3 separate regions of the Homo sapiens genome follow, and all the other regions are linked to region 1. The links are chromatin contacts, found by Hi-C or POLR2A ChIA-PET in ENCODE. All regions are on one chromosome and are shown on one strand. Each heading gives the region's core, a stretch centred on a gene start or an enhancer-like site at or near the end of the contact. The rest is flanking DNA. Distances are from core to core; before and after follow the strand shown.

Evidence for each region. A loop is a pair of places that touch in the nucleus more often than their neighbours do. ChIA-PET counts read pairs that join two places held with the same protein, here RNA polymerase II (POLR2A). Pooled maps may share reads with other maps.
Region 2: a loop to region 1 is called in a map with no recorded cell type, with 10 times the contacts of the local background. The contact joins the promoter of PLEKHF1 here to the promoter of VSTM2B in region 1. A Hi-C loop is called at or near these places in 1 of 37 single-sample maps with no recorded cell type and 7 of 50 pooled maps. POLR2A ChIA-PET finds 5 or more read pairs at or near these places in 3 of 52 experiments (K562, OCI-LY7 and WTC11).
Region 3: a map of chondrocyte shows a loop between it and region 1 (3-fold over the local background). The contact joins the promoter of C19orf12 here to the promoter of VSTM2B in region 1. A Hi-C loop is called at or near these places in 4 of 168 maps with a recorded cell type or tissue (K562, chondrocyte, dorsolateral prefrontal cortex and 1 more), 6 of 37 single-sample maps with no recorded cell type and 9 of 50 pooled maps. POLR2A ChIA-PET finds 5 or more read pairs at or near these places in 1 of 52 experiments (H1).

The regions. Positions count from the first base shown.
Region 1 is chr19:29,524,106-29,527,429 of GRCh38, forward strand. VSTM2B (V-set and transmembrane domain containing 2B) reads left to right here and starts at 1,889. Exons shown (of 5, transcript NM_001146339.2): 1 at 1,889-2,560; 2 at 3,106-3,290. The coding sequence starts at 2,479. It overlaps VSTM2B-DT (VSTM2B divergent transcript), which reads right to left and starts at 1,645. Exons shown (of 10, transcript NR_040029.2): 1 at 1,319-1,645. All of the region lies in intron 1 of LOC124904683 (a long non-coding RNA gene), which reads right to left.
Region 2 is chr19:29,664,044-29,666,966 of GRCh38, forward strand. PLEKHF1 (pleckstrin homology and FYVE domain containing 1) reads left to right here and starts at 1,418. Exons shown (of 2, transcript NM_024310.5): 1 at 1,418-1,462. LOC105372353 (a long non-coding RNA gene) reads right to left here and starts at 1,212. Exons shown (of 7, transcript XR_935896.3): 1 at 1,164-1,212; 2 at 1-164. RefSeq lists a silencer at 986-1,655 and enhancers at 1,177-1,730, 1,731-2,284, 1,736-1,855, 2,476-2,525.
Region 3 is chr19:29,714,011-29,716,845 of GRCh38, forward strand. C19orf12 (chromosome 19 open reading frame 12) reads right to left here and starts at 1,251. Exons shown (of 3, transcript NM_031448.6): 1 at 1,115-1,251. RefSeq lists a silencer at 786-1,575 and enhancers at 1,746-1,845, 2,391-2,610.

The DNA of each region.
Region 1 (3,324 bases), core at 639-3,138:
GCAGTGGGCAAGAAACACCCAACCCCACAAGGCGGTACAGGGATAAATTACTTCCAGATAATTCCCTCTAGCTACAGGGATTCTCCCACGGGCATCGCTGGTCTCCAGCATTAGCCTCTGCTTGGATCTGGCATCAGGAAAGGAGACTGCTACCTCTCCAGGTGGGCCACTGCGCAGTGGGCTAGCTCTTTCTTCAGAACCCTGCTTGGAATCAGTCCCCAAATGAGCCTGCTTTCCTGGAACCCCGCTGTGGTCCTGAATCTGCATAGAGCGGTGCAAGTCTGCCCTCTCCCTTCAGAAGCTGAGGACAGCAATGGGGCCTGGCAGGGTCTTACATTCGGGGGTCCAAAGTGGTTTCTAAGGGCACATGGGATTTCCTAGGAAAAGCTCCTGCCATGACAGAAGGAGCTGGCAACTGCCTCTGTGGAGCCCCTAGAGAGGAACTTGAGGGAAAGGAGGAAAGTCCTATAGGACCCCCTTCTTCCCTTTGCCCCCAGCAGGAGACCTTAGAAAACAAGGGCTTGATAGATGAGCCACAGTGAGCCAGGGGGTGGGAGTGACTCCTGGGCCATAGACGAGGAAACTGAAAGGCAGGCACTGGAGGCAAGAAGGGCTGGCCCCGGGCACCCGCTGGCGAGGACAGCCTTGGAGAGGGCCTGCAGCTCCTCCCCTCTGAGCTGTGCTGCGCTGGCCGCCTGGACCAGGGTGGCTGCTGGAGAGTGTTTTCCCTCTGGGTTTCCTTCTCCTTGGCTCCCAGGGAATCCTCTGGCGGTGCCTCCGGGAGGCTGGTAGCCGGGGAAGCAGGCACGTGAATCCACCGGGCTGCCCCACCCCAACCTGAGGTCAGAGCTGAGGCGTAGGGGCCGGGGTAGGGGCAGAGGTGCCGAAACGCACTAGCTGGGGACTCCCGGGGGAAGGAGATAGGAGAGACCCAAGGCGAGCCTTAGGACTCGCCCCTATGACTATGACTACGCGCTGCGTCCGAACCACATGTCCACCCCGCATTTGCCTTCGGGGACCAGACCGCGCTCCCTCAGATGGCTGGGGAGGGAGCAGACTCCGGGTGAAGGCTGGGGGAGGTACCGGGATGCCGAGTACGCCAGAGCAGGCGGGGGATGGGTTCCGGCTTCCTGCCGCCTCGGCATCTCGCTTTGCACCGGGCAAAGAAGGGGCCACGACCGGCGAAGAGCGCGTGGAGACACAGGGACCCGCGATCCAGGGGCAGGAACCCCGCCCCCTCCCGGAAACCTCCCGGGCCCTGAGTCGTGCCCGGCGCTCCCCACCCCACCCCACCCCCGCCGCCCCTGCCGTCACTCACGGCCGCTGCGGGCTGGCTAGCGTGTGCGCTCTCCGCGCCGCAGGCACCTGCTCGCTGGGCGCTGTGCGCTCACTTCTCCCTCGCGCACTGCAGACTCCCGGCGCTGCCGCCGCCACCCAGCGTAGTCTCCGGCTGGGCACAGCGTTCCGCCCTTCTCGCGGCCCCGGGCGCCCACCCATCCGTCATGGCCCAGGCCTGGGCCAAACAGCGGGGCAGCTGGTTGCCCAAACTGGGGTAAGGAGTTGAGGGCTGGGAGCTGCAGAGAGGACCGAGGGACACACGGGGAGCAGGGATGAGCGGCCGTCTCGAGCCGTGCAGACTGGGAAGAAGCCAGGGAGAGTTTGGGTGGGAGGACTCCCAACCCAAGCGGGTGCGGGGCGGGGCTGTACTCCAACCAGAAAGACGGTGGTCCCTCCGAGCGACCCCCGAGGAGAGAGGGGGAGCGCTCTGGGGCGGGGGCGGGGCGGGCTGTGGCAGGAGAGGGGAGGGCGGGGGCGATGCAGCGGTGGAGGCGGCTTGGCGCCCAGCCACTGACCGCCCCCTCCCTTCCCCTCCCCTCCCCCTCTCCCCGCCTCTCTCCGGCTCCGGGTCCGCCACGCCGGACCCGCTCTCCCCGCGCTGCGCTGGGTCGGACGCCAGGTCTGCGCGCCGCGGCTGAGCGCCCACTCGCCCTGCGGAAAGAGCCGCGGAGGAACCGGCGGGGGCGGCTGCGGGAGCCGAAGGAGGTGGCAATCGGGAGCAGAACCAGAAGGAGACAGGGAGGCAGAAGCTCGCGGCTCCGTGGCACGCACTCCCTCGGCCAGGGATGGGTCCCGGCGCGGCCCAGCCCCTGCCCGGCCCGCCGGGCAGAGACTGAACCGCGGATCCCCACCGTCCTGTGGACGACCGGACAGAGAGAGGCACTGACCGATCGCCAGCAGCCTCCCGGTGGGACCGCGTCTCCTGCACACCCCGCGCAGCGCCCCCCGCCGGAGCCGCACCGGGCAAGCCGGCGAGGGAGCGGGGCTGATTGGCGGCCGCCGGCGGCCAGGGGAGGGGGCGCCGCGCGGGGCCATGGCAGGCTCGGAGGCGTCCTAGCCCGAGCCGGAGCCGATCCGAGCCCACGCGGCCGCCGCCTCTCCGCTCCCGGGCCCCCGCCGCCACCGCGCCCCCCGCGGGAGATGGAACAGCGGAACCGGCTCGGTGCCCTCGGATACCTGCCGCCTCTGCTGCTGCATGCCCTGCTGCTCTTCGTGGCCGACGGTGAGCGCGGGAACTTTGCTGCCGCTGTGGACTCGGGGGGGTCTTTGCTGGGGCCGCCACCGAGAAGAAGAAGAAAGAGAACGAACCGGGAAGCTTCGCGGTCTCCAGCAATCCCGCTGTGCAGCCTGGGCCCGGAGGGGTAGGGAGAGGCGAGCGGCGAAGGGTCGCCGCAGCAGCAGCGCCGCGCCCGAGTCGTTCCCAGTCCCGCCGGGGCCCCGGCTGCGGAAAGGATGCCTGCGGGGAGCGGGAGTAGGCGCGCCCCAGCCAGGCTCTGGCGGTGCGGCCAGGGGCGGGGGAGAAGCACGAGTCGCCCCTGCCGCCCCGCCCCATCCGGAGGGAAGCAGTAGGCAGCCGATGGCCGGTCCCTGCCTCGGCCCTGCAGCCGCTTCCCCGAACTTTGCTAGCCCCTCCGGCCGTGCGCCAGGGAGCAGCTGCGGGGTGGGGGGCACAAGGCCAGCCAGCCAGAGACCGACTGCCTCGCTTTAGGTTGCCCCAGGCCCCCGACCTACAGCTGGTCACGCCTCTCTCTCTCTCCCCACCCCCAGCTGCATTCACAGAAGTCCCCAAAGATGTGACAGTACGGGAGGGAGACGACATCGAAATGCCCTGCGCGTTCCGGGCCAGCGGAGCCACCTCGTATTCGCTGGAGATTCAGTGGTGGTACCTCAAGGAGCCACCCCGGGAGCTGCTGCACGAGCTGGCGCTCAGCGTGCCGGGCGCCCGGAGCAAGGTAACCCGCCGCCCACGCGGTACCGGCGCGCGCC
Region 2 (2,923 bases), core at 168-2,667, 140 kb after region 1:
CAGCAGGCCTGCCCCGGCCTGAGCCACCCCTCTCAGGGTGCCCAGGTGGAGTTCTATTTGGCAAGACAACCTGCATCTATGTGACAGGTAGGGACTGCGTTCCTCCTATGCGCTGCCCGTTCTCAGCACTCGGTATGCAGGGGTGAACCAGAAGAAAGTCCTGTCTGAACACGAGAAGAAATTACTGTCTAGCCCGTGGGGCTCACAGCCTGGGTGGGAGGCAAGCCACCAGCATGACTTGTTTATGAGCATTCCACAGAAGCCACAGCCTGGTAGGCAGCCCTGAATCCCACGAGCGGCCTCAGGAGAGGACTCTGGGTTGGGAGATGCTTTGCAAAATTACAAACACGGGTGACTGTGGAGGGAGATGGGGTGGAGACAGGGAACCGCTTTGGGTGGCCAGGGCAGCCTCCCTGAGGAGGTGACAGTTTGAGGTCTGATGGAGGTAGAAGCAAAGGCCTGAGGCTTTAAGGAACAGGAAGAAGCCCATTTGAGAGGACCTGTGGGGAGGAGGCCAGGGAGGGCCAGGAAGGCCTCCGGGCACTGAGGCCTGGGAATTTCCTTCTGAGCCGCACAGGAGGCTCAGGTGCGGTTGAGTCAGGGGTGACATAACTTGCTGCTAGTGTTGGACCTGGGTGACGGGCACCAGGGTCCCCTGGACTATTCTCTTTCCTTCAGTTTGAAATTTTCCACTATAAAAAGCTTAAAATAGGCCAGGTGCGGTGGCTCACTACTGAAATCCCAGCACTTTAGGAGGTCAAGGCGAGAGGATGGCTTGAGCTAAGGGGTTCGAGACCAGCCTGGGCAACATAGTGAGACCTCCGTCTGTACAAAAATACAAAAACTAGCCGGTCCTGGTGGGCTAATTCTCCTGGGGTCAGGATGATTTCTGTGCAGGCTGCAGTGAGCCGTGACCGCGCCATTGCACTCCAGCCTGGGCGACAGAGGGAGACACCGTCTCAAAAAAAAAAAAAGGTTATAAAGTGCTGCTGCATTTTCATATTACGATTATTGACCGCTGAGGGTGACTGTGCTGTGAGGCCCGCCGGAGGCACCAGAAGGCACAAGCCTCCCACTGCCCCTTTCCCCGCCAAGTCCCGCAGGTCTCGCAGTCGCGGGCGCCCCCACCCCACCCCTGCCCAAGGCCAGGGTCGCAGTCCCACCGGGTGACGGCAGTCGCGCTCCGCGTGGGGCAGCGGCGAGCGGAAAGGGAAGCCGGGCGGGGCCAGGGGGTCAAACACGGGCGACAGTCCCGCCCAGCCCCGGACCTGCAGCGCGCACAAGCTCGGGCGCCCTCCGAGCGCCGCGCCCAAGCCCCGCCCCTCCCGCTTCCCGGGCTCCGATTGGCCGAGCCACCGCGGGGGCGTGTCCGGCGGAGCTGGCCGGGACCCGGGCGGAGCGGGCGGGGACCCGGGCTACTGCGGTGTGGACTCGAGGGCTGGGCGCGGGGCCGGCGCAGAAGGTGAGTCCCCCCACCGTCCCCCGGCCGGGCTGCGGGTCGCGGGGCAGGCGCATGAGGCGAGTCTCCCATCACCACCCCCGGACAAGCGAGCTCTCTCCCGCCGCGCGGTCTTGGCGGCTCCTGGGCCGGCGGGGCGCAGTGCCGCTGACTCCAGCCCAAGAAGAGGCCTGGGAAGGGCGCTCCTGGGCGGCTTGCGGGGTGAACCTGCAGGGAGCCTGGGGAGAGCGGTCAGGGGTCAGAGCGTCCGAGGCGGAATCCCCGGGGAAACGCGCAGATGTAAGCTGGTGGAGGTAAGGGGGTCGCGGGCCACCCGGGACTGCAGGGGTCTCAGCGCACCCGGTCGCTGGTGGTGTTTCCGGGATCCTGGCCTCGTGTGGCCGCCGGGACCTCTCTTCTCAGCCCCAGTCTGCAGTCTGGAGGCCTGGATGGGACCACTGTCCCCCTGGGCAGGGGCGCGGCGGGGGGCGCTGGGGTCCCAGTTCCTCTGGAGCAGTTGAGTTTGTGATTCTTGGTGGGAGCTGCCAAGGGAAACAGGGTCGGGCACTGCTCCCATCTCAGAGAGGAAACTATTGAGCAGGCCCGCAGAGAGAGGCGGCCTGGAATCTCCCTCCTTTCTCGTTTCCCCAACACCTGGCGGGCCGTGTAGGGCAGAGGTGTGGTCAGCCTCTTTGCAGGTGGGAAAGCAGAGAGGTTCCGAGCCACGCTGAAACTTGATCTCTGCAGCCCAAGGGGAGCACTCCTTTGGAATTTGAACACCTCTGGTATCTCCTGGCCAGAGAGGGTCAGAGGCCAAGGAGGTGGGGAGGTAGTCCCCTAATGCGCTGGGATCGTCCCTCTGCACAGCGTCGTTCCCACTGGAGTCTGTTGTGAGCTGAGATGACTCTCTGACTTCGGCCTGCGTCCCTGCACACGTCAGCCCTCCGGGCTGCCAAAACACAGGCCAGGCAGCCCTGGGTGAACTAGGGGACCTGCCCAACCCAGCCCACCCCGAGGAAGGAAGGGGGATTGGCCAGTGTGGCCTGGAGGGTGGGACAGCCCAGCCAAGCTGACGGACCTGCTCGGGATGGGGTGGGCATCAGGCATTTGGAGCGCAGGCAACACCCGCTGGACTCTGACTTCTGGAGTTCTGATTTGGTCTCTGGTTGAGTGCAGCTTTCCACAGCTCATGGTTATTTTGGAGCCGAGCTTCCTGATCACTCAGCAGGGACCTTGGGCAGTGACTTTGATGTGGTGGAAGTACCTTCCCCAAGGGGGCTTTTGTGAGGATTAAGTGAAATAATGAACGTAATATGCTTAACTTTGTGCCTGGTGAGCTCTAAGTGCTCAGTCGGCGGCACTTCCAGTTTTGTTTTGCTTTGTTTTTCATTACCGGTCTCTTCCCGGAGGAGGGCCTTCCAGGAATCACAGGGCTGGACAGAGCCCAGGGGCGGCCCCTCTGGAGGGAGAGGAGGCTTGGCGCCT
Region 3 (2,835 bases), core at 1-2,500, 190 kb after region 1:
TCTCTTTCCCTCTCCCCTTCCTTCCTGCTTTTTGTTGTTGCTGGTGTTGTTGTTGTTTTTTCCAGAAACGCAGTCTCCCTGTGTTGCCTAGGCTGGTCGGGAACTGGCCTCAAGCAATTCTTCCGCCTCGGCCTCCCGAGTAGCTGGAACTACAGGTGCTATTCCAAGATGGTGAAACCCCGTCTCTACTAAAAAATACAAAAATTGGTCGGGGTGGCTCACGTCTGTAATCCCAGCATTGCAGAAGGCTGAGGCAGGTGGATCGCAAGGTCAGGAGTTTGAGATTAGCCTGGCCGATATGGTGAAACTCCGTCTCTACTAAAAATACAAAAAAATTAGCCAGGCTTGGTGGTGTCGCCTGTAATCCCAGCTACTAGGGAGGCTGAGGCAGGGGAATTGCTTGAACGAGGGAGGTGGAGGTTGCAGTGAGCCGAGATCGCGCCATTGCACTCCAGCCTGGACAACAGAGCAAGACTGTCTAAACAAAAGCTCAACAAACTACCTGCCATCCCCAAAACTAATCTCACCTCCTAAAGCATTAACGACCCTTCCTGACCAAATCTAAACTAGCGCCCAGATTTTCTTCCCATATGGCTCAGCCCAGCTCCGCTGCCCCACAGGTGTCCTGTCAGGATCCGCTTCACATTTATAATACCTAGCACCCCACCCCCAGCCCCGCCCCTGCCCCACCAGCCACCCCCACTCTACCCCACCCCTACCCATCACATTCCGCACCCCACCCCCGCCAAACCCACATCCCCACCCCACCCAACCTCACCCACTCCCACCACATCCACCACCCGCACCCCACCCCCACCCACCACACCCATGCCTACGCCACTCCTGGGTGACAGCGAGCCAGGGCCCGGGACTCTAGTCCCAGCTCTGCTGCTTACTTGTGTGACTTCAGCCTCTCCATGCCTCAGTTTCTCCATAGGGACAATGACTACACTAACAGTGTCCACCCCGGCACCGGGAGGGCCGGGCTCCCGGCAGGGCGGGGACCCTCTCCCCAAGGCACTCCCGGGTCTCCAGGCCTGCTCTTGGGGTGCCCCCTCCTCTCGCGGGGCGCGGCCTGGGAGGCGCCCCGCCCCGGCTCCGGGCGCTCCTTTACCTGGGGGAGCGGAGGTCTACGCGGCGCGCTCGGCGATCAGACGCGGCTGCAGCCCGGGCCTGGCAGGCCCCGGGCTCCCCGCCCAGCTCCCCAGCCCCGCGGAGGGTCGCGCAGGCCTTGGTGGCGGCCCCGGCGCTGGCCCCGCCCTCCGTCCCACCTTCCGGCTGCGCCGGGCCTTCCGGGAAGCCACGCGCCGGGCCAGCTCCTGGCTCCGAGCTGCGCCCGGCCTTAGGGGGAGCCGGGGGTCGCTGCTGGGCACCCCCTCCCCGGTCCTGGCCCACCCCGCCGCTGTCACCGGGGCCCTGGCTTGGGTTGCGGGTGGCGTAAGGAGACGAGGCGCCCGGAGAAGAGTCCTGGGAACCGCAAGGCCGCGCTCCCGCAGGCCCAGCCCTGCCTTTCTCCCACGCGCACGCATGATCACATCCGGGCCCCGCGCACCTGCCTCCAGGACCGCGGGGACCTCCCGGAGACCTCCCTCCCTTTGGCCTGGAGGACCCCTCTCTCCCCGCAGCCTGGGCACAGAAGAGAGCACAGGGGCATCTGGAGGTCAAGGGTGCTGCGTCAGTATTTGGTGAATGTGTGGGCCGGAGCCAGATTTCCTCTGTTCCAGAGCCTGCTCTGGAGCCTCTGGGTCTGGGGGTTGCAAAAGGAGAAGCAGGTTGGGTGGGACTCGTAATCCCAGCTGCCAGTGAGGCTGAGGAGGGAGGATTGCTTGAGCCCAGCAGTTCGAGCGTGGGCAACACAGTGACATCCCATCTCTACAAATAATAATAAAAATTAGGCCGGGTGGGTGAGTCATACCTGTGACCTACAGCATTTTGGGAGGCTGAAGCGGGAGGATTGCTTGAGCCCAGGAGTTCGAGGCTGCAGTGAACTATGATCCCACCACTGCACTTCAACCTGGGTGACAGAGTGAGACCGTCTCTTAAAGAAAGAAAAAAAAGGAAAAGAACTGGCTTTGCTCTTAGGAGTCTTGGATGGGGACCAAAGCTGAGGCAAGGCAGCCTCTTAGGAAGGTGCAAAGGGCATGAGGCTGGGGTTGCAGAACTGCCTGGGAATACTACTTTATTGAGGCCTGTGGAAAGCTGTCCCTACTCTTGTCATGCAAGGTCTGGCCTTGAACCATCTCAAATCCAAAAGTGGCTTCTGGGGGGCTCTATAGAGAATTAATCCTAACAGGAACCCTGCAAAGCAGGCATGGTTGTCACTGCTATATTACAGATGGGAAGCTCTAAACACAGGCTGCTCTGCCCAAGGCCATCCTGGTTAGAAAGTTTCAGGGCCCAAACTCCAGCCTCGGTCTCGGTATCTCAAAGTCTCCGCCTGTGACCAGCACTCTGCCTGCTTTCCAGGGTGCCATGGGCACCCAGAGGACGGACCCTTTTCCATTTTTAAAAGAATGGAACAAACGCTCTTAATACCAAGCTTCCCCAGGCCTTGGCTGGGATAAAACAACCCCATTTATTCCTGAATCGGAGCTTTTGCTTGAGTTTGGGTGACTTTCAAGAGGGAAAGTGAACTGAGGCCAGGGGAACTCAGCTTGCTGCCTTCCTGGGGCCTGAGTGTGGCGCTCCCGTTTCTCTGCGGGCAGCTCCCTCTGGCGGCACATTGCAGAACTGGCCTGCAGACTCCTCCCCCAGAGATAGTGGGGAAGAGGGCCTGTGTAGGGAAAGATGCTGGGAGTGAAAGAAGCTTCAAAGTCCAGGCCCTCCAGAGAAGGC